Linked DNA regions of Homo sapiens: regions 2, 3 and 4 are each linked to region 1. A link is a loop called in an ENCODE intact Hi-C map of the cell type or tissue named here. Cell type or tissue: A673. All regions are shown on one strand.

What was found. Hi-C counts contacts between places; a loop is a spot of excess contacts. Peaks named below come from ENCODE experiments on the same cell type or tissue, not always from the same donor. Only the 100,000 strongest peaks of a DNase experiment are listed, where the experiment ranks them.
Region 2: it touches region 1 in a loop (3-fold over the local background); 5 of 110 quality-filtered maps call a loop at or near these places.
Region 3: a loop joins it to region 1, with 2.4 times the contacts of the local background. A loop is called at or near these places in 3 of 110 quality-filtered maps.
Region 4: a loop joins it to region 1, with 6 times the contacts of the local background. A loop is called at or near these places in 11 of 110 quality-filtered maps.

The regions. Positions count from the first base shown.
Region 1 is chr3:176,661,160-176,666,159 of GRCh38, reverse strand. No RefSeq gene overlaps it. Among named protein-coding and RNA genes, the nearest start is that of LINC01208, 28 kb to the right of the region's middle. In A673, CTCF peaks have their summits at 1,869 and 2,072 (motif pointing right); a DNase peak (open chromatin) is centred at 2,109; H3K27ac peaks cover 897 bases.
Region 2 is chr3:176,434,742-176,439,741 of GRCh38, reverse strand. No RefSeq gene overlaps it. Among named protein-coding and RNA genes, the nearest start is that of MIR7977, 78 kb to the left of the region's middle. In A673, no CTCF peak of the experiment used is centred here; no DNase peak of the experiment used is centred here.
Region 3 is chr3:176,812,170-176,817,169 of GRCh38, reverse strand. It overlaps LINC01209 (long intergenic non-protein coding RNA 1209), which reads left to right and starts at 169. Exons shown (of 2, transcript NR_110819.1): 1 at 169-996; 2 at 1,444-3,015. In A673, a CTCF peak has its summit at 2,678 (motif pointing right); a DNase peak (open chromatin) is centred at 2,699.
Region 4 is chr3:176,936,812-176,941,811 of GRCh38, reverse strand. No RefSeq gene overlaps it. Among named protein-coding and RNA genes, the nearest start is that of TBL1XR1-AS1, 98 kb to the left of the region's middle. In A673, a CTCF peak has its summit at 2,606 (motif pointing right); a DNase peak (open chromatin) is centred at 2,621; H3K4me3 peaks cover 602 bases.

The sequences.
Region 1 (5,000 bases):
AATTAATTACAAACTACTTGAGTAAATATGTATTGCATGTCTGAAAGATGTTATTTTCTGAGATGGATAACCCTAAAAAAGAAGCAAGTACAGAGGTGTGAAATAATTTTTAAAAATTTCGTTTTAATCATATCAGGCATGAGATGTTCCATTAGATAGCAAAATGGAGGTGTTGAATAGGCATTTGGACATAAGTGTCTAGGGCTGAGGTAAAATATGGGCTGACATATACATTTGGGAGTCATTAGCATACAGATGATATTTAAAGCATAGGAAGGATAAAGTCATCTAGATATTTAGTGTGGATATGGAGGAAAAGTGGCTTAAGGACTGATATCTGAGGGCACATTGGCATTCAGAGATCAGAAAAAGGAAGAAGAGGCAGAGAGAAGTGGCCAAGGTCTTGGAAGGAAAATTAAGAGTATAGTATATTCTGGAAGCCAGCTGGAGACAATGTTTCAGGAAGTATGAAACAATAATGTCAAGTGCTCAGGTGTCAAATAAAATGAAGACTAAGAATTGCCCTTTGGATGTGGCAATGTTGGGGTCATTGGGAACCTTGAGGAAAACAGTTTCTATTAAGAGGGTGCCCTCTATCTTATTTTTAGCAATGGATGATATGATATAAACTACTTTTCAATGGAAGTAACCATACTGGTTTTAGACAAAGGGTGGCCCCTTATTTTATTTAATTTCCTTCGGATAAAAAGCTACTTGTTTAGTCCATGTAAACATTTCTAGTTTGGTGACTGCATTTAGCTGGACTACAGATAAATTAAGCTTGTTTTTATGGCTAGGTTTTTTTTTTTTTTGGAGGGAATCTTTTGATTCAAACTTGGTTCATATACACAGACAACAGGCTGGATATATGATGAAAAGCTGTAAAGCACACATCGGAAACGAAACCCCAATACTGAGTTCTTTCAAACTGTTTTCTTGTTTTAATGAGGGTTTTTCTTTGGTGCTCAAACCCCATTTTTTCATAGAATACTTTCTAGTTAGCAGTGTGATAATAAAGTAAACTTGATTTTTACACACCACTATATGATTGAGATGGCTTTAATTTACATTATTCCCATCTTTTCTGTGGGAGTTGATTAAAAAAAAATCACAAGACAGTAGGGTCATACGCTGCCAGCACGTCCATCACTTACTTTCTAGGCGAGCCACAATTAAGGACTTAGAGTGAGCTAATTATACATCCTAATATTAAATATCTCCAGGAAAGGAGATTAGAAATGTACTAGAAAATTGTAATAGCTTTTCCTGAAACGCAAGCTTTTTCTAATAAATATTGTAATTCCAATTTCAACTCAACTGAGGTCAGACTGAGCAGTCAAAAATAGCTTCTTAATACCATTTGTATATTCTATATCTTTTCCTGGCTCATATTTTAGCCTGTGTGTCAAAACGGAGAAAATGAGTTATGTTGTCTCCCTTTTCCTGTCTCTCACTTTTGCTAAAATAGGACAGCCTGACAATGAGCTAAGCTTTTCAAGGTCAGCACCTAACTGTGCCTCTGTTTCTTCCCTCACAAAACAGTCTGAGAGCCTCCCCTTTGTCATGCCATCTGAATGTTGGGAAGTCTGATTAAATGATCAGATTCTTTAAGCAACAGATATCAGTTGCCTCCTTGTACTAGGGGAAAACGATTAGCTCTATTTGTTACTTGAAATCTATGAAGGAAAAGCTGTTGCGTTATTTGAATTCTATGAGGAAGTTTAGGTAACACATATTCAGCTAACTTCCAGAGAATTTGGTGTTAGTTATAACCAACTAAAAACCTAACCACCTCATTCTGATAGCTTTTCTCTCAGCTCCTTAACATTTATCATGGTGAAAAGCCTTTGAGTAAACCCCTAATGCAATTTTCAAAGACAAAGAAGCTGTGACATTTGGCAGTCAGCTTAATGCATTCTTTTCTTTTTATTTTTTTTAGTTAGCTGTGAGATGAGATAATTTGTGAAATATGGTGTCTGGCAGGATAATCAAATAGGACTGAATTTGGACACATATTTCAATCTCAGCGATTTCTAGTTTTGACTGCAAACATGTTTAAGGGAGTGGTGAAATTTTGTCATTTCATATCCTGTAGATGGCAATGTTGCCCTTGAAAAATAAACACATACATGCTTGTGGTCTGGGCTTCCCAGATGCTGTATTGCTTAATAATGGATAAACAGGAACTTTCATACCAATTCAAGGTATACCGTTCGGAAAATATATTTCAGATGGAGAGAGTACGTATGGAACAGATAAATATCTGTAAGTGTCAGCATTTACATTTAAAATTGTGCACGGTTTTAGAAAATGTTCTGTTTAATTGTGCTCTTTCCTTTCAAGTGATCTCATTTTTCCTTTAATAATGCTTTATTTCAGGTATCATTACTTAGAGTTGTTTTCACATTACTGCAAGATGAAGAATGGCCATGGTTAAAACCTACAGACTTTTTTTGGGTAAATGTACACCATTCAGTGAGCCACAATAGAATCAGAATGACAAAGAGCTCAGGAATAAACCACTGTGGCCTTCTCCATGATTTCCAAGAGCATTTTCTCTTTCTCTGGGCCTGAGTCCTGAGGTTAGTCAGGCATTGAGGTAGGAAGGAAGTGACTGAGAATTTTGTTATTCTCAATCAGCGGATGCAATTTCAAAAGCAGCCAAGAAAGAACCAGATGACAAAGTTTTAATTAAAATATAAACCCTCAATAAGGCAGATATGCTAAATCACTTGCTTCTAAACTGAGATGAAAAATTCAAATGTATGCAAAGGTATACTACAAACTTCCAGGAAGAAAATGTAAACTGAAAAGAATTTCAGCTGTAGAAACCTAGTATTTTGTCTTTTGGACCAAAATATACCTTTTTTTCTGTGGCCAGAGACTGAGGGCACGTGAAGAAACAGAATCATGATCTTATTCTGGTACATTTTCCTTTTTAACCATGAAATCTCAGAATCAAAATATCTTGGCAAATTTAATCCATACAAAGAAGCAAGTATATGCTCTTGATAAGAATGGGAGATTCAGAGTAAGAATGGGCTGGGAATTGGAAAAGAATTTTAAAGTATGATTTGAAAATTTTGGTATAGTATCAGATTGAATGAGAATGAGCCTACTTAGGAATAGAATATATTCTAGGCTTTTTATTTTAACTTAAAACATGCTTCAGGTTTCTGAATATTAAGTTTTGCTCTTAGAAAGTCCTAGCCATGTTTCATTTTCTTGTGTATTTATGTTCTGGCCCTCCTTTTAAAAAAAAATTGACATCATGAGAGGAGGAGTTGTTCAGAACATAGACATTGAGATTGGACAGCTCTGAGCGGATCACTTCAGCCTTGTGACTTGGTGAACATCAGTTATGAACATCAGTTTTAATCTGTAGAGTAGTAAAAATAAGTCTACCTACCTTTTAGGTATTTGGCTTAGAAGAAGTAGTCAATAAATAATGGTGTTTATAATTTTTTTGGTCTGTTAAATGGGCCTTCCTTTTCTTTTTCCTCTTTTGGGGTAAGAAAAATTAGATAGTAACTATTTAATAAATATTTGTAGAAATAAATAGTTGAAACAGTGAATCATTTAATTACTGAAGAAAATTTTTTCAGTGACATTGATATCAGAACATTTGCTCCAACTTCCCTCTCTAAGATCAAGTACAAGACAAAGAGTAACCATGTCTCAGGGGTCTATGATTAAGTCATGCAAAACAGAGAAAGCAAAGCAAAAAAAGGTCAGGGTATTTAAAAAGATATTATGGCATGTCAAGTAGAATCATAGACATTTTCTTATGGAAGAGAATTTCTAGTGAAGGTCATACTGGACTCTGAATTCTTCAGTTTATGAATGGGAACCCATTTTAGCTTTGCATTATGGCCAGGAAAGTGAGACCTCAAACTCAGTCTCAAAAGAAAAGTTAGTAATTTACTTTTGTTATTGTTGTTGTAAGTACGTATATGTTTTCACTTTAAAGCAAAGTGACTACTGAAGTTCTGTTTTATGTAGTAAGTTTATAGAGCTTTACAAAACATTAAAAATCATTGCTAAAGTATCCCGAAGCTGAACGTTTGGGTCTAATAAAATTTCAGATGATGCAAATCTTTGTAAATTAGTTTTTTTTTACTATGAAGTGAATGCTTGAGCTAATGATCACAAATAAATCTAATTTTATAAAACCTGTGCCCAGCTGAAAAATCTGTGATTAAAATTGGATTCTAGATATAAACTCCTCTTCTTTTCCTGGGTTCAATGTATTTTGTGAAACAATCTTCCAATAAAATATAATGCATTTTGATGACTCACCTTTAAGACAAAACAGAAGGCTGGCTTTTCAACTTTTGAAACAAAATGCTGTCTCATGTATATGCCTGATATATAGAATACATTCATTTTTATCAGTAAAAAACACTGGGTGTCTGTAACATTGAGATAATACCTACCAGATATTTGGTATTGTGTTAAACAACTCACGTGGTTGATTTTTCCATGGTTACTTTATGCAGTAAGATAAATATTGTTATTATCCTCATCAACCTTATTTTGAAGAGTCACAGGACTGCTGGAGATGTTAAATAACCGTCCACTGTTTCCAGCCTGAAAGTGATATGCTTGGGCCTTGAACTCAGGCAGTCTAGTAAATAACATGGTAATAGTCCAGAGACTAGACTGTAAATACTGGGCAATCCTACTTCTCTAGCAGATACCTTTCTGTGGAACTTTTGTCAAAACTCTTGCTGACAGAGAGGCTTTTCCACAAGAGTAGATAAGTCTTCGTTTCTTATTCTGGTGCATGTTTGTTTCTCTGCTTATGTTTCTGGTTCTGTATTTCTTAGTCTAAGACTTGCTATATTTCTCCAGAGGTTTCATTACAACATAGGAGGAACATGACATGCCTCCTGAATGGTCCACTTTACTTTAATATTGTGGGGCAAAATGTTATTACTATTACATGCTTGTGGCATAAAATTATTTCCAGCAGAAATAATTAAAAAACACTTGTAATT
Region 2 (5,000 bases), 230 kb after region 1:
AAATGCTCCTTTTTTTTTTTCAACCTAAAGACCCTTGGAACATTAACTACCCTGGAAAATCATTAAACAAATAAAGCCCTCTTTGACTCTTAACAAAGTGGGCTTGAGTCAAGATCTATGTGCCTCAGGGCATGTTGACTATGCTGATACTGTGTGTACAAAGTGGGGCCAACCAGGAGCCATGAAACTAGTCAGTCCCAGTCCCATCTCCAAGTGGTGATCGAGGACATGGAACAAATTACCAAGTTCTTCTTCAGCCCAGGTAACTCCTACATGAGATAGCTCCTATGGAGTCCTCACAAGCATAAAGCTCCCAGTCTCCTTAGATGTAATCAGTAAATAGATCAGTAAATGAACTCAAATCGGTGTTTGGTTTTCTGACTCGGGTGCCCTCCCCCAATTTGCTGTGTTTCTGCCATGTGATAATGAATATGAGGGGGTGCCTGATGAAAGCTCCCTTACATTATAGACACCTGAATTTGGAATGAAGGCATTTATATAAGCAGGGGCTCATTCTTTGCTTCATGCTCTACTGCAGTTTTTCATACTCATTGAATATCTACTGTGTCCATGCTTGATCCCCTGTGCAAGCATTAAAGTAAGTTTAACTTCAAGGGGAAACATATATCTCCGGAGACTGATTTCAAATACAGTGTTTGGATAACATTAAATGAGCCAAGCAAAAATAAGATGCTAATGAAATTAGTGTAGTCAGATTTTAAACCCAATGAGTGTAAACAAATCCCCTGATAAAGTATTACTGAAACACCTAATATGGTTTTCATTATAGCATGTGGGAAAAATACAATTGTGTCTTGAAATAATCCTACTTTTTAAGAACATTTTTAAAAATTCTCTTTTTGCTGCAGTCTTCTAAAACAAAAAGCTCATTGAGAGCACATTTTATTGTCCCATATAACTTAATTACTAAGATTAAGCTGATTCCTTTATTCTCACTCATTCTTGTAGTTCAAAGAAACTGTAACATCCAGCATCATTTTATTAAGCACCTCTAGTTTTATATTAATAATATTAATAGTTCCCATAATACACTTTAAAGAAATCCCCAAGGTGTTCTACACAAAACATTTAATTTAATATTTACAGCAATCATATGAAATAAAGCATTTTTCCCTCCTTTTTGCAGGTGAGGAAACTGAAGTTCAGAGGGGTTAAGTGACTTCTCTAATTGCATACAATTGTAAAAGGCAGAGTAAGTGCTAACTTGAAAATAATTGCTTTGTAATTTTATTCAAATGCATTTTTTGACCATTTTCCAGGCTTTGTGCAAAGTAAAGAAACTGCAGAACAAAATACTATATAATATTTACCTTGGTAGCACTTACAACCAAGTGTGTGTGTTTGCAAGACAGTGTGTGCCCATGAAGGAGACATGGAAATATACAAGCAATTATCATAAAATGTGATAAAAGCTAAAAGTGATAAAGCCTCATTCAAAATGTATTAAAAACGGGAGTACATACTATTTTGGGCAGGTGTCAGGAGAGCTCTCAGAGGTAAGGTAATTTTTTATTTAAGTTAGGAAGGAAAAGTGGATTAAGTATTAATCAAGCAGAGAAAAACAAAATGGGCATTTTAGGCAAAAATAAAAGATGTGAAGTGAAAGCAACTAAGAAGTATTATTGAGTACCCCTAATGTAATTGAAAAGTGAGTGAGACTATAAAACTAAAAACTATCAAGAGCCTCAGATGCTTTCCATGTCATGGTAAGGAGTTTGGATTTTACTTTTGGTCAACAGGGAACCATTTAAAGTTGTGAAACTCATTCTAAACCTAAATTTCTTTCTCCCCAATGAAGTGCAGCAAGCATTAGTCTTGATGCAAACATTGTATATTGAGCCAGAAAAAGACACTGAAAATATGCAAGTAAGTGAACTACAGGGGAGCGGATGGAGAGATTAAAAAGACACAACTCCTGCTCTTTTGGAGATTCCACCCCAATAGGAGACAGAAATGATAACCCATAACCTCGATATATGACATGTAATCAGAACAAGGTTGATGTAAGTTTGCAAAGAGTGATGGTTAGATAATATTATTAGAGACATAATATATCTACCCACCCTCATACTATATGTCTGTTATTGAGACCCACTTGTATAAGAACAATGTAATATGGCATTTTTAGTGTCGTCATCACACAAACCCACAGAAGCACTGTTAAGAACAGTTGTGGGTACGACATGTTTTTAAAATTTAGCACCCAGCTCTTGAAATCCTGTCCCCTAAGGCCATAGGAATTCTTTCGTCTCCAACCTCCTTCTTGTGACTGATAATACTTCTGGCCATCTTTTAAGAAGTTGTTAGAACCATGCAGAAAAAATATCAATAAGGCAGGTGCTCCTTTTATTTTGATTTTCATAAACAAGAAAGAATTTCGATAGCCTTGATGAAGATGATAGGATGATAGGAGTCAATAGAGAAAAAAAGGAAAACAGGCATAATAAAGACATATATATATGTCTTTATATTATATATATATATAATTTCCCCATATATATGTGTGTGTGTATATATATATATGTGTGTGTGTGTGTGTGTGTGTATAAATTTCCCCTTAGGTCTCTCCTATTGGTGATCTATATCTATATCTATCTGTATGTATATCTATCCATATCTATATCTATATTTATCTATGAGGAAAGGCTGTTTTTCTGGCAGAAGAACTGTTTCTGTTTATCTTGACTAAAATGTATAGAGAGAGGAAAGAATATATCTGTCTATATATCTATGGATATGGATATAGATATATATAGAGATGAAAAGAATATATGATATATAAATATACAGGAAAATATATCTGATATGTGTGTGTGTATATATATACAGGAAAATAATATATGATCTATATAGAGGAAAAATATATCATATGTGTGTATACATATCACCAGTAGGAGGGACCTAAAGGGAAAAGCATCTGAGACAGTGGAAGCTTTCTATGCTTTTGTGAAACTAGTCTTTTGAAAAAGTTCAGCTCTAATCATACAGCGGGTGTTGGTCCATGAAGGAAAGTATAAAAGCCAAAACAGAAAAATTGAGAATAGGGTTGGTATGTAGCTTGAAAGCTGTATATACTAACATCAGCAGGGTCATAGGAATGATTTTTATAGAATTTTTAAGGACTTCAAGAAGGATATACATTTATAGCTCTGTGTCCATTATTTTTGAGAACTATTTAAAAAAAAGGCTCAGATTACTATAAAGAGTAGAGGTGGAAAACAAAGCAGAGGGAAGATTACTATGATAATTATAAACTCTTCAGCTTCACTTCAACATTAAGACACTATATATAATTTTCAGTTACCTATTTTGATTCACCTGCAATTATGCGAGTTGTGTAACTCCTCACTTAAAAAACTGCATGCAAACAGAACAGTCAGGCTTACTCTTGACATTTGCTGATTTTTTTAAAAGTTGTATTTTAATTGAATTTAAGATTTTTCTAATAGTAAGTTTGATTATAAGTGAAATCTTCAGTGAGCCGTTAAGTCAACATTTGTGACAATCCTGTAGGTTTTTGTTTTACTTTGATTTTTTTAATTTTTCTAATTGACTAAATTTATACATTCATGGTGTACAGTATGATGTTTTGATATATGTATACATTGTGGAATGGCTAAATCAAGCTAATTAACATATTTATTAGCTCACATACTTATCCTTTTTTGGTGGGCAAAACATTTAAAATCTACTTTAAGCAATTTTTAGCTTTATAGTACATTGTTATTAACTACAATCACTATGCTGTACAATAGATCTCCTGAACTTATTCCTCCTGTTTAACCAAAATATTGTATTATTTGACTGCATCCTCCCAATCTCCCTTAGCCTACTGCTCCTGGTAATCACCATTCTACTCCCTGCTTTTATAAGTTTAACTTTTCTAGATTTGACACATAAATGAGATTATGTGGCATTTGTTTTTCTGTGACTGGTTTATCTCACTGGGCATAATGTTTTCCAAATTCATCTATATTGTCTCCAAGGTCAGGACTTCCCTCTTTTTTAAAGCAAATTAGTATTCTATTGTCTCTCTATATATTACATTAATAATCTGTTTGCTGATGGATAATTAGATTGGTGCTATATCTTAGCTATTGTGAATATGTCTGCAATTAACATGGGAGTGTAGAGGTTGCTTTGACATATTAATTTCATTTTCTTCGGTTATATAACCAGAAGTGGAATTGCTGGATTATGTTGTAGTTTTCTTTTTAAGTTTTTGAGGAATCTGCATACCGTTTTCCATATTAATATATTAGTATTTATATTCCATATATTAATTCATATAATTCCACATATTACTACCTACAGTCGACTGAACTTCGACAAAGGTGCCAAGAACCCAAGTACCTTAGTGTACTGCCTTTTTTTTACAAAATCACACCATATCATGACCATATCTTATTATTCTAAACTGTATTGCCAGGGTCTACAGTGTCATTACACAAGTATGAGATGGATTCTTTAGCAGTCTGAATCACATAGGATCATTTTTCAACAAAATAAGATTTTGTTTATATTCTTATGTTTGTCTTTTTCCTCAGTTACATGTGATTTGGACTTTCAATTACTTAGCCAATCAATACTTTATTGCCGCCATATCACTGGAACAGAGTACAGATGTATTAGAGCATTCTTTCCCATCATCACAGAGGCCCAGTTCCTAACTAACACTAATCGGCTCCATTGCTATAATGCTGTAACTGATCTTTATGATAATTCAGCCAAAGTTGAATCCTATTCGAGTATAATTGTATCGATTGACAAAGATGTCATGCTGATTTGAAATGATTTGAATATTCAATGGTCATAATCAGTACCACTGAAGGCCCACAAGAGCCTCTTACACCTCATGATTCCCAATGTGATTCATCAGACAATGTTGGTGCTGAGTGAATGTTGGCATTTCCTCTATATGTTAAATATCTGGGTGTTGGGAGTTAAGATGGCCACTAAGTTCCCAGGGTCATGTAGTA
Region 3 (5,000 bases), 150 kb before region 1:
CCGGCCTTGGCCCACCAAACTGCGGGGATTACAGGCATGAGCCTCCGCGCCCCGCCAATCATGTTCTTTTACGTAGACAAAAGAGTCAAGCTTATATTTCGTTCTGATTGGTCCAGATAGTCGAACTCTGATTGGGTGGCTTCCCAATCCCAAAACCAGAAGTCTGTCAGATGTTCCTTCCAAAAGGCTGAGCTGGAGTTGGGGGTTCTCTCATGGCTTCTCTTGGCTCCCGTCACAAGAACTATTCTAGCTTAAGGGTATAAAACAGGATGTTTGTCGCCAGGCGCGGTGGCTCACGCCTGTAATCCCAGCACTTTGGGAGGCCGAGGCGGGCGGATCATGAGGTCAGGAGATTGAGACCATCCTGGCTAACATGGTGAAACCCCGTCTCTACTAAAAATACAAAAAGAAATTAGCCGGGCGTAGTGGCGGGCGCCTGTAGTCCCAGCTACTCGGGAGGCTGAGGCAGAAGAATGGCGTGAACCCAGAAGGCAGAGCTTGCAGTGAGCGGAGATCGCGCCACTGCACTCCAGCCTGGGCCACAGAGCGAGACTCCGTCTCAACAAAAACAAAAACAAAAAACAACGGGATGTTTGTCAAAAGCTGCCTTTTCTAAGAACAGAGAGCGTGTGACTCTTCTCTCACCCCACCATGGCTACTTGTTACTGTGATCTAAATTTAATTGTCTCCATTAGCCACAGGGAGCTATTGTCTCAAGAGCTGGGGGAGCTTATTTACAGTTTTATTTCAGAGCAAGATAAATGGTGTCCCCTAAATAATAATGTGACTTAATGGTAGAGGCAGGACTAAATCCCAATTTCTTTCCAGTTTATGTTTTACTACTAAAGTTGAAAACAAGATTCTCTTTTTAGAGTGTAACTATGCTGTTATGAAATTATGAATACTCAAGAATTAGCTCATAATGTTGTCTTTTTTTATTTTTTTTTATATTTTGATTACTGCCTTTCTCTTGTTAGAAGAAGGAACGAATTAAAAGTGAGTGATTTTGTTTTCATTTTCTCCATGTGTTATTTGAAAGCTTATTCTCGTAGCATCATCCACAGGAAGATATGAAAAATGACTTTATATTCATGTGGCGTTTTATTTAAATCTGTCAAAAACAGAATTATGGCAGTTATTCATTTATATTTCGATATGATTATTGTTGAGAAAATCACCAATCTAAGTTATTACATGAAAGGAAACATGATAGGCATGCATTACAGGATCTTTTTCATAAAGCGAAGATTTCAAAGAGAGAAAACAGAAAAAGAGAATCTATGTTTGCTTTGTGTTGCCTTATTTTAAAAACCTGCCATGTTAAAACAATGTAAAAAAGCAGGAACTATAGTTTTAGGTAGGGCAAATTCTATTTATTGAGACTAGACTATACCAGATACTATGTGAGGTATTTTACTTATATATCTCATTTTATCTTCACAGCATCACTTGCGGATAGGTCTAATTGTCCTCATTATATGGAAGAAGAAACTGATATTCTAGGAAGTTTAGTAACGATATAGATATAATGCAGCTGGGAAGGGTGTGGACTTATGAAGTCAAAACTAGGTCTGTTAGACTGTAAAATCTGTGCTTTGAAGATTGTGCATCTGGGAAAGAAAATGAAAAACTCTAGGAAATTCTTAGATCCAATTAGTAATTGTGGTCACAACACTTAAGAATGAATTCAGAATATACAATTATACCCAAAACACTTGCAATGCCTTTTTTTTCATGTTATAGAGAATTACAGAGAGACTCTAGAATTCTTTATGTCTGTATTCAAGAAGAAGGAAGATAAAATAATGAAGAAACCAAGTGCAATTCTAAGACATATGTGCCCTGAACCATTCTTTATTTGAATAAAACATAGATCCAGACCATCATTAGCCCCCTGCAAAAGTTGAGATAGATGCTTTGAAGTAACACCTTCTCCCTATTTGTTTTCATTATTTTAACCTAGACTTCGGGATAGCCTTGTAGCGTTGGTAACAAGTAAACTGTTTCACTAGAGGCAGACGGATTTCTAAGATATTTTGTTAGTTTTTATTAAGTTAGAAAAGCTCATGAAATCTTTGCTGGGGCTGAGAGAATGGAATTATCTGATTATTAGTATTAGGTCAACCCTGACTTAAAGTCCCTACTGATGTCTTTGCAAAAAACTTGGAAAAAGCAGTTTTCTCTCCAGGCCTCAATATCTCTTGGGAGCTGTTATAAAATGGCATAACTCATCTGAAAAAGAAAAAAAGAAACGGAAGGAAACACCTTTCCATTTGAAAATACGGTGTGTACGTTTGTAAGTGAAGATGGTCTAAGAACAGAATTTTTAATTATGCTTCCACAGGAAGTTTGACAGCAACGTTTCTTTCTTTCTTTTTTTTTCTGGGAAGTTTAGGGCAAGGAGGACATGAAATTGATAATGCCTTGAGCCCGGCAATGGGTTTTCCCAGAAGAAATAATGCAAAGCCGTTAGATGAATGACAGTTTCTAAAGTCTTCAAAACCAACTCTTGACAGATGGAGCACTGCAGAGGCCATGTGGCACGGGAATTTCCAAATTTCCACTCTAATTTCATTTGCTTTTTAAAAAACTTTGGCAGCTGAAGTTGCAGCAGCTGACCTCTAACTGCTACCCCGGGGAAACAGGAGGCCGTGTAACGGGCTCTTTATGAACAAGGGCTGTAGATGGCGCTGGAGAACACAGGCTTCGCTAGGGGCCGTGGAGAAGGCCCTGTCCGGATGTCTACCCGCCAGCACAGAGGGGCTGCCGGCCCTTGCTTTGCATCTTTAAGGAGGCAGCCTGGTGTAGTCAGATATCCCCGCATCCGAGTCTTAGTTTTACCACTGACAGCTGTGTGACTTTGGTCAGCTTTTCAACTTCAAGCTTTTTTCCTCATCTGTAAAAATCCTAATTTGTGGTGGTGTCATGAAAATTAAGGCTAATATATATTAAAATATTTAGTACAGTACTCAGCACAGATTAGATCCCAATAAAGTCCCTAATTACGTAACCAAATGAAATTCTTGTCATATTTTTTATTTCTAGAAATTCAGTTTCCTGATTGTTTACCAGAGGCACATGGCATGGTGCTAGCACGGTGCTGGGAATTAGAAGAAGGGAAGGTGGGCTGGGCGCGGTGGCTCACGCCTGTAATCCCAGCACTTTGGGAGGCTGAGGGGCCAGATCACCTGAGGTCAGGAGTTTGAGACCAGCCTGACCAGCATGGAGAAACCCCGTCTCTACTAAAAATACAAAATTAGCCGGGCATGGTGGCTCATGCCTGTAATCCCAGCTACTCGGGAGGCTGAGGCAGGAGAATCGCTTGAACCCGGGAGGCAGAGGTTGAGGTGAGCTGAGGTCACGCCATTGCATTCCAGCCTGGGCAACAAAAGCGAAACTCCATCTAATAATAATAATAATAATAATAATAATAATAATAAATAAATTAAAAAAAGAAGATAGGAAGGGGAGTGAGACTTCAGCTCAGCTCTCAGTGCATAGTCTAGAAGAGGAAAGAGTAAATGTAGGACTTCCGGTAAAGTAAAATAAATATCAGAATGAGGGGAACCTTTCAATATTTAAAATGATGGAAGTTAATGTGTAAATAATTTAAGCTTAAGCTCATAGGAATTCTGACACTATTTCCGTGTATTTGGTGGGCAGGATGTATTCCCTCCCTTCTCATTTGAATACCTCTCATCATTTTGGGTTCTCTTAAAGTCCTACTAATAAATGACCCATGAGTGCTACAATAGTTCAGAAAATGGTGAGGCTTCTGTGGACTGGAGAAATCAAGGAAAGCTAGGACTTGACCAAGCACTGAGGGTGGGTTTTGATGTTTGAAGTGGAGAAGACTTGCATGAAGAAAGGCCAGATGCTGGGATAAGGCTGGGTGTGGCTGTAGCCTGTAGGGTAATGAGCCACCATCCAGGTAGGGTCGGGGGAAGAAGGTTAATTGGAGCAGCTGATGAGGAGGTGGACTAGGGAGATTTCGTCTGAGTTTTGGAAGTTCCTGAGAACTGGACAGAGGAATCCAGATTTGTTTCATGAGCATTCAAAAGCTATTACGATTAGCCGGTCATGATGGTGTGTGCCTGTAATCCCAGCTACTCAGGAGGCTGAGGCAGGAGAATTGCTTGAATCTGGGAGGCCGAGGTTGCAGTGAGCCAAGATTGAGCCACTGCACTACAGCCTGGGCGACAGAGCAAGACTCCGTCTTTAAAAAAAAAAAAAAAAAAAAAAAGCTATTACGGTTTTCCAAGCACAGGGCTGGCATGAAGATAGTAGATTTATACAAACTGGTTCAATAGCAATGAGCCCAGCAGATTAGCTCAAGAGTGACTCTGGAGCTGGGAATGCCAGATCAGATGCTAAAGCACATTACTGAACATCTTGAATTTAAAGAGCTCTTTAGAACATTAACTTTGATATTTTTTCTTAATTTAATCTTCATTTTGAACTATAAATCTAGCACTAATAAAGAGAACTGAACAGTTTTGCTCTCTCAGGGCATTATATGGAATCCCAGCAAATGCAATCTAATTTCTACCTAACCTGCTGCCTAATACCAATAGAGACTCCCAAGTCATATTTCTGCTCCTCTCCACTTGATCTGACACAGTGACAACAATATTTTTTAAAGCTGCTTTAGCCACCTGGGGAAGAGTGTATTTGACCTGGCACTCAAATGCTCTCAAGTATGAGAGACTGGGGAAGACAAAGGTTGCCAGAATGTCCATCTCAGTAAACACAAAGAAAGAGTCTGCACCATTTAAATGTTCACTCATGTATGACTCTGTGATTATCAAAACTAACTTGGATTATACATTTGGAGAGTTCTCTTGAAATTTACAGACTCAGAGAATTTGTAAGCTCTTTGATTGTTTTTCTTATTAAAAGTTGAGCTGATACTACCAATCTAAGTGCTAGATTGGACCACAGAGAAGTGGTTGATCCCCAGTGCTTAAGGGTAGGAAATTATAAATCCAATTATAAATGTC
Region 4 (5,000 bases), 280 kb before region 1:
AGGACCTGTTACTCTCTGAATGCTGAAGCTTTATGGACAACAACTCAGAGCCAGTACTTGGTGGAACTGCAGGATTTAGGTTTTTTAAAATTTTTATAGATTTAAGGGATACAGGTGCATTTTATTAAATGGATATATTGTGTAGTGGCAAAATCTGAACTTTCAGTGTTACCATCACCCAAATAGTGTAATTTCTGTTATATATAATAGAGAAATTATATGTCATTTCTCATTCCTCTTTCCCCTTCAACCCTCCAACCGTTTGGAGTCTCCAATGTCTATTCCACTTTGTATGTTCATGTGTACATGTAGTTTACCTCCAACTTATAAATAAGAACATGAAGTATTTAACTTGTTTCCTTAAGATTTAACTTGTTTCCCTTGCAGTTCCATCCACATTGCTGCAAAAGACAGGATTTCATTATTTTTTATGGCTGAGTAGTGGAATTGGAGGATTTTGTAAATTAGATGTAGACTGGGAGATGAGGACAAGGATGATGGAGAAGGAAGAGCTCTCGACACGCATCCTGATAATAAAGCTCCTTAATGTCTCTAAGTTTCTGAGAAAACTCATTTGTGTTTAGCTTGTAAACTTTATTTATTTATTGTGTTTGTCAACCGATATATCATAGTCGTACGTATTTTGGGGATACAAGTGATATTTTGATACATGTATCTAATATGTAATGAGCAAATCAGGGTAATGGAGACATTCATCATCTCAAACATTTATCTTTTTTTGTGTTGAGAACATTACAATTCTAGCTATTTTGAAATATACAATAAATTATTGTTAACTATAATTTCCCTACTGTACCATCAAATATTATCACTTATTCTTTCTATTTAGCTGTATTTTTATACCCATTAGCCAACTCCTCTTCATTCCCTACTCCCTTTCCTTCCCCCAGCCTCTGGTAATAACCCTGTCTACCTCCATGAGATCCACTTTTTTTAGCTCCCACATAGAAGTGAGAACATGTGATATTTATCTTTCTGTTCTTAGCTTATTTCACCTAGCGTAATGAGCTCCAGTTCTATCCATGTTGCTACAAATGACAGAATTTCATTCCTTTTTATGATTGAATAGTATTCCACCATGTATGTATACCACATTTTCTTTTTCTTTTTTCATTTGTTTATTTTTATTTTTTATTTTACTTTAAGTTCTGGGATGCATGTGCAGAATGTGCAGCTTTGTTACATAGGTATACATGTGCCATGGTGGTTTGCTGCACCTATCAACCCGTCATCTAGGTTTTAAGCTCCACATGCATTAGGTATTTGTCCTAATGCTCTCCCTCTCCTTGTCTCCCACCCCATGGCAAGCCCCAGTACGTACTGTTCCCCTCCCTGTGTCCATGTGTTCTCATTGTTCAACTCCCACTTATGAGTGAGAACATGTGGGTACACCACATTTTCTTTATCCATTCATCTGTTGATGGACACTTAGGGTCATTCTGTATTTTGGTTATCGTGAATAGTGCTGCAATAAATGTGAAAATGCAAATATATTTTTGATATACTGATTTTTTTTTTTCGAGACAGGGTCTCGCTCTGTTGCCCAGGCTGGAATGCAGTGGTGTGATCATGGCTCACTGTAACCTATGCCTCCCGGGCTCAATCAACCCTCCCACATCAGCCTCCTGAGTAAGTGGGACTACAGGCATGCACCACCATGCCTGGCTAATTTTTTGTATTTTTTGTAGAAATGGGATTTTGCCATATTGCCCAGGCTGGTCTTGAACTCCTGGACTTAAGTGACCCGCCCACCTTTGGCTCCCAAAGTGCTGGGATTACAGACATGAGCCACCGTGCCCATCCTTGATATATAGATTTTTAAAAAGTATATACCCATCAGTGAGAGTGTTGAATTACATAGTAGTTCTATTTGTAGTTTTTTGAGAAAACTTCATACTATTTTCCATAATGGCTGTACTACTTTATATTCCCAAGATTGTGAAATTGAATAATAATTATCATCATATTTAGTATTATGCACTTACTCTGTGCCAAATACTGTATAAATATTTGTGCTTTCAATTGTCTGAACTACCTTGATGTTATGCCTATTTGGTAGATGAGCAATCTAACGCTTAAAGAAATTAAGAAATATGGCAAAAATCCAAGTCATAGAAGACAGAAAAGGGAGCCACAGTTTCGATTCACGTCTTTTTGTTTTTGAAATTTTGGCTACTAGCCAATATACGTTATTATCTTAAAACCGTATTATTATTCTGCTCATTTATTCTTTTATTCAACTATACGATGAATATTCACAAAGTGCCAGGCGCTGTTCTAGGTTCAGTAGAATGTTGCTGGTCTTGAGATTACATTCTAGTAGAGGAGGATAGTCTCTAAAAAAAAATGTGAACCAAACATATATGAACAAACATATGTATTTATATACATATATGATGAATTTACAATGTGAGATATAATGACAAAAGCCAAAACTATTTTGGTGTGGTCTCCTTACAAAAATATTAACAGCCAGAGTGGCAAGCTGTACACCTAACAACGGGTGCATTTCGGCTATAGAACACTTTGACATGGTTGCAAGGATGAAGTCAGGGCTTTTTGTCAGATGTTGCAATCTTTAAGGCTTGCCAGTAGGTGGCATCCATGCCTTATAAACATTAGGAACACAGACCTGGTTGGCACAGCTTACAATGAGACTTAAGTTCTTTGATTTTATAATGTTAGAGCTTCCTATGGTATCTAATTATCTCTGTTGAATGGGTTGGGTATATGAAAGACGTAATCAGTACAATTTGAAATACAGGTAATGTGGCTGTGTAATTTTCAGTGACAATTTATACAACTTTTATTTTAAGGTAGTCCTAAAAGTATACCACATTTTGTTGAAGCCTATGGATTATATTTATATTCATGATGAACAATCGACTGAATGATGAAAATAGGCTTAGGGAAGTGCAGCATTCTGCTAAATTATGTGGTCAGAACACAGAGTTGAGACTCTAATAAAGGTTTTTGAAGAGGAAAATGTGATTGAAAAATAAAACCTATTCCTAGAAATTGATATGCCTTTTAATCAAGCTTGCAAAGTTGTTCTGCTATTCTGCACAAAATCTTTGTTATTTTAAAGGAAGGAGAACATTATAGTATGCTGGATTTAGAAAGAAAAGATACATATATTTCGAGCTCTGATTTAAGATCTTTTGAAAATATCCCTACCATGATCCTCCTCTTTAAAGTTAGGTTGTTGGGTTAAAACATGTCACTTTGTAGTGTAGGGCCGTTACTGTGTCTTTCAAGTCACATTGTTTTTTTGCAGTAAGGAATTGAGACTGAGTGTTGGACGAAACCTGAGGTTTTAAGGTGAACATAATTTTAAAGGGTATGTCTATGTCTTGCGTCATTTACTAAAGGTGAAGCTCCTGGGCCCTCAAACACTTTTTTTTTTTTTAACTTGCTAATACGTTTGCTAGTCCATTGCACTACTGCATTTGCTGAGAATATTATTTGCTTTCTGTCAGATTTACCTTCTGCATTGCAAAGTAACATCTTATTTTAAAAATCTCAGATCCCTTTTAGTTGCAGTGTTAAAAAGCTGTCAGCCAATAGATATTTACAAAAGACATTCCACTGGTGTCTGCAGCAACCAATGAACTTATGACTCTGTTGCTTTTAAGCTAAAGGCTTGAGAAGTCTAGTGCTTTCTGTTCTCCTACATCTAATTTGGGAGAAGCTGTATTTTGAAAAATTGTCAGAAATAAGTAAAGGAAATGCCAACTTCATTTGAGTTTGAACTGCTAGGCTAGCATTTTGCTATTAAATTACTCTGAAGTTAATGTGGATACATTTCTTATTTACTTTCTTTGTCTCTCTGGGTATGTGCCTATTAGGCCAGGTAAAAATAAAATGGCAGTCATCTTGAGTTAAATTTCATTTATGAAGTTAAAACCTTCCCTTTTTCTGTTTTCTTGGAGGAGAGTATTAGGAAATTTTCCATCGCCAAAGGATGCTAAACCTCTCAGATTCTTTCTAGGATGTTCAGCAACTCATTTCTCTATAGCTGATTCTTTCTTAAATTGGATTTAATCCAACTGTTCAGTGTGCTAAATTCTTTTAAGCAAAATCATGTCCAGTGTCTTCTACTTCTATCCTAACTATGCCACAGAGATAAAAAGAAGTCTAGAATTTTTACCTCATATATACTTTTTGTAGCCCAGCATTAGGTTTTCTTTTTCTGAGAAATCAAAGAAAAATGAGTAACAAATCAACTAACAATAACAACCTGTTTTTAGCTGAGAGGAGAAGAACTAAAATTCATAAATTTATCTATAAGCAAAACAAAATCTTTCTTTGATTTTGGTTTAATGGTGGTACTGAAGATTTTAACCTAATGATACTTTGGTAAGAAATCTTTTAGAGGATGAAAACTGTCAACTTAGAATTCTTTGCTTAAAAAAGAAACTATCATCAGAGTGAACAGGCAACCTACAGAATGGGAGAAAATTTTTGCAATTTACTTATCTGCAAAAAGTCTGATATCCAGAATTTACAAGGAACTTAAACAAATTTACTAGGAAAAAAAAAACAAACAAACAATGCCATCAAAAAGTGGGCAAAGGATATGAACAGACACTTCTCAAAAGAAGACATTTATGCAGCCAACAAACATATAAAAGAAAGCTCAACATCACTGATAATCAGAGAAATGCAAATCAAAACTACGAGGAGATACTATCTCATGCCAGGCAGAATGGCAATTATTAAAAAGTCAGGAAACAATAGATGAAGGAGAGGCTGTGGAGAAATAGGAACGCTTTTATACCGTTGGTGAGAATGTAAATTAGTTCAACCATTGTGGAAGACAGTGTGGCGATTCCTCAAGGATCTAGAACCAGAAATACCATTTGACTGACTAATCCCATTACTGGGTATATACTCAAAAGATTATAAATCATTCTACTATAAAGACACATGCGGCCAGGCGCCGTGGCTCACGCCTGTAATCCCAGCACTTTGGGAGG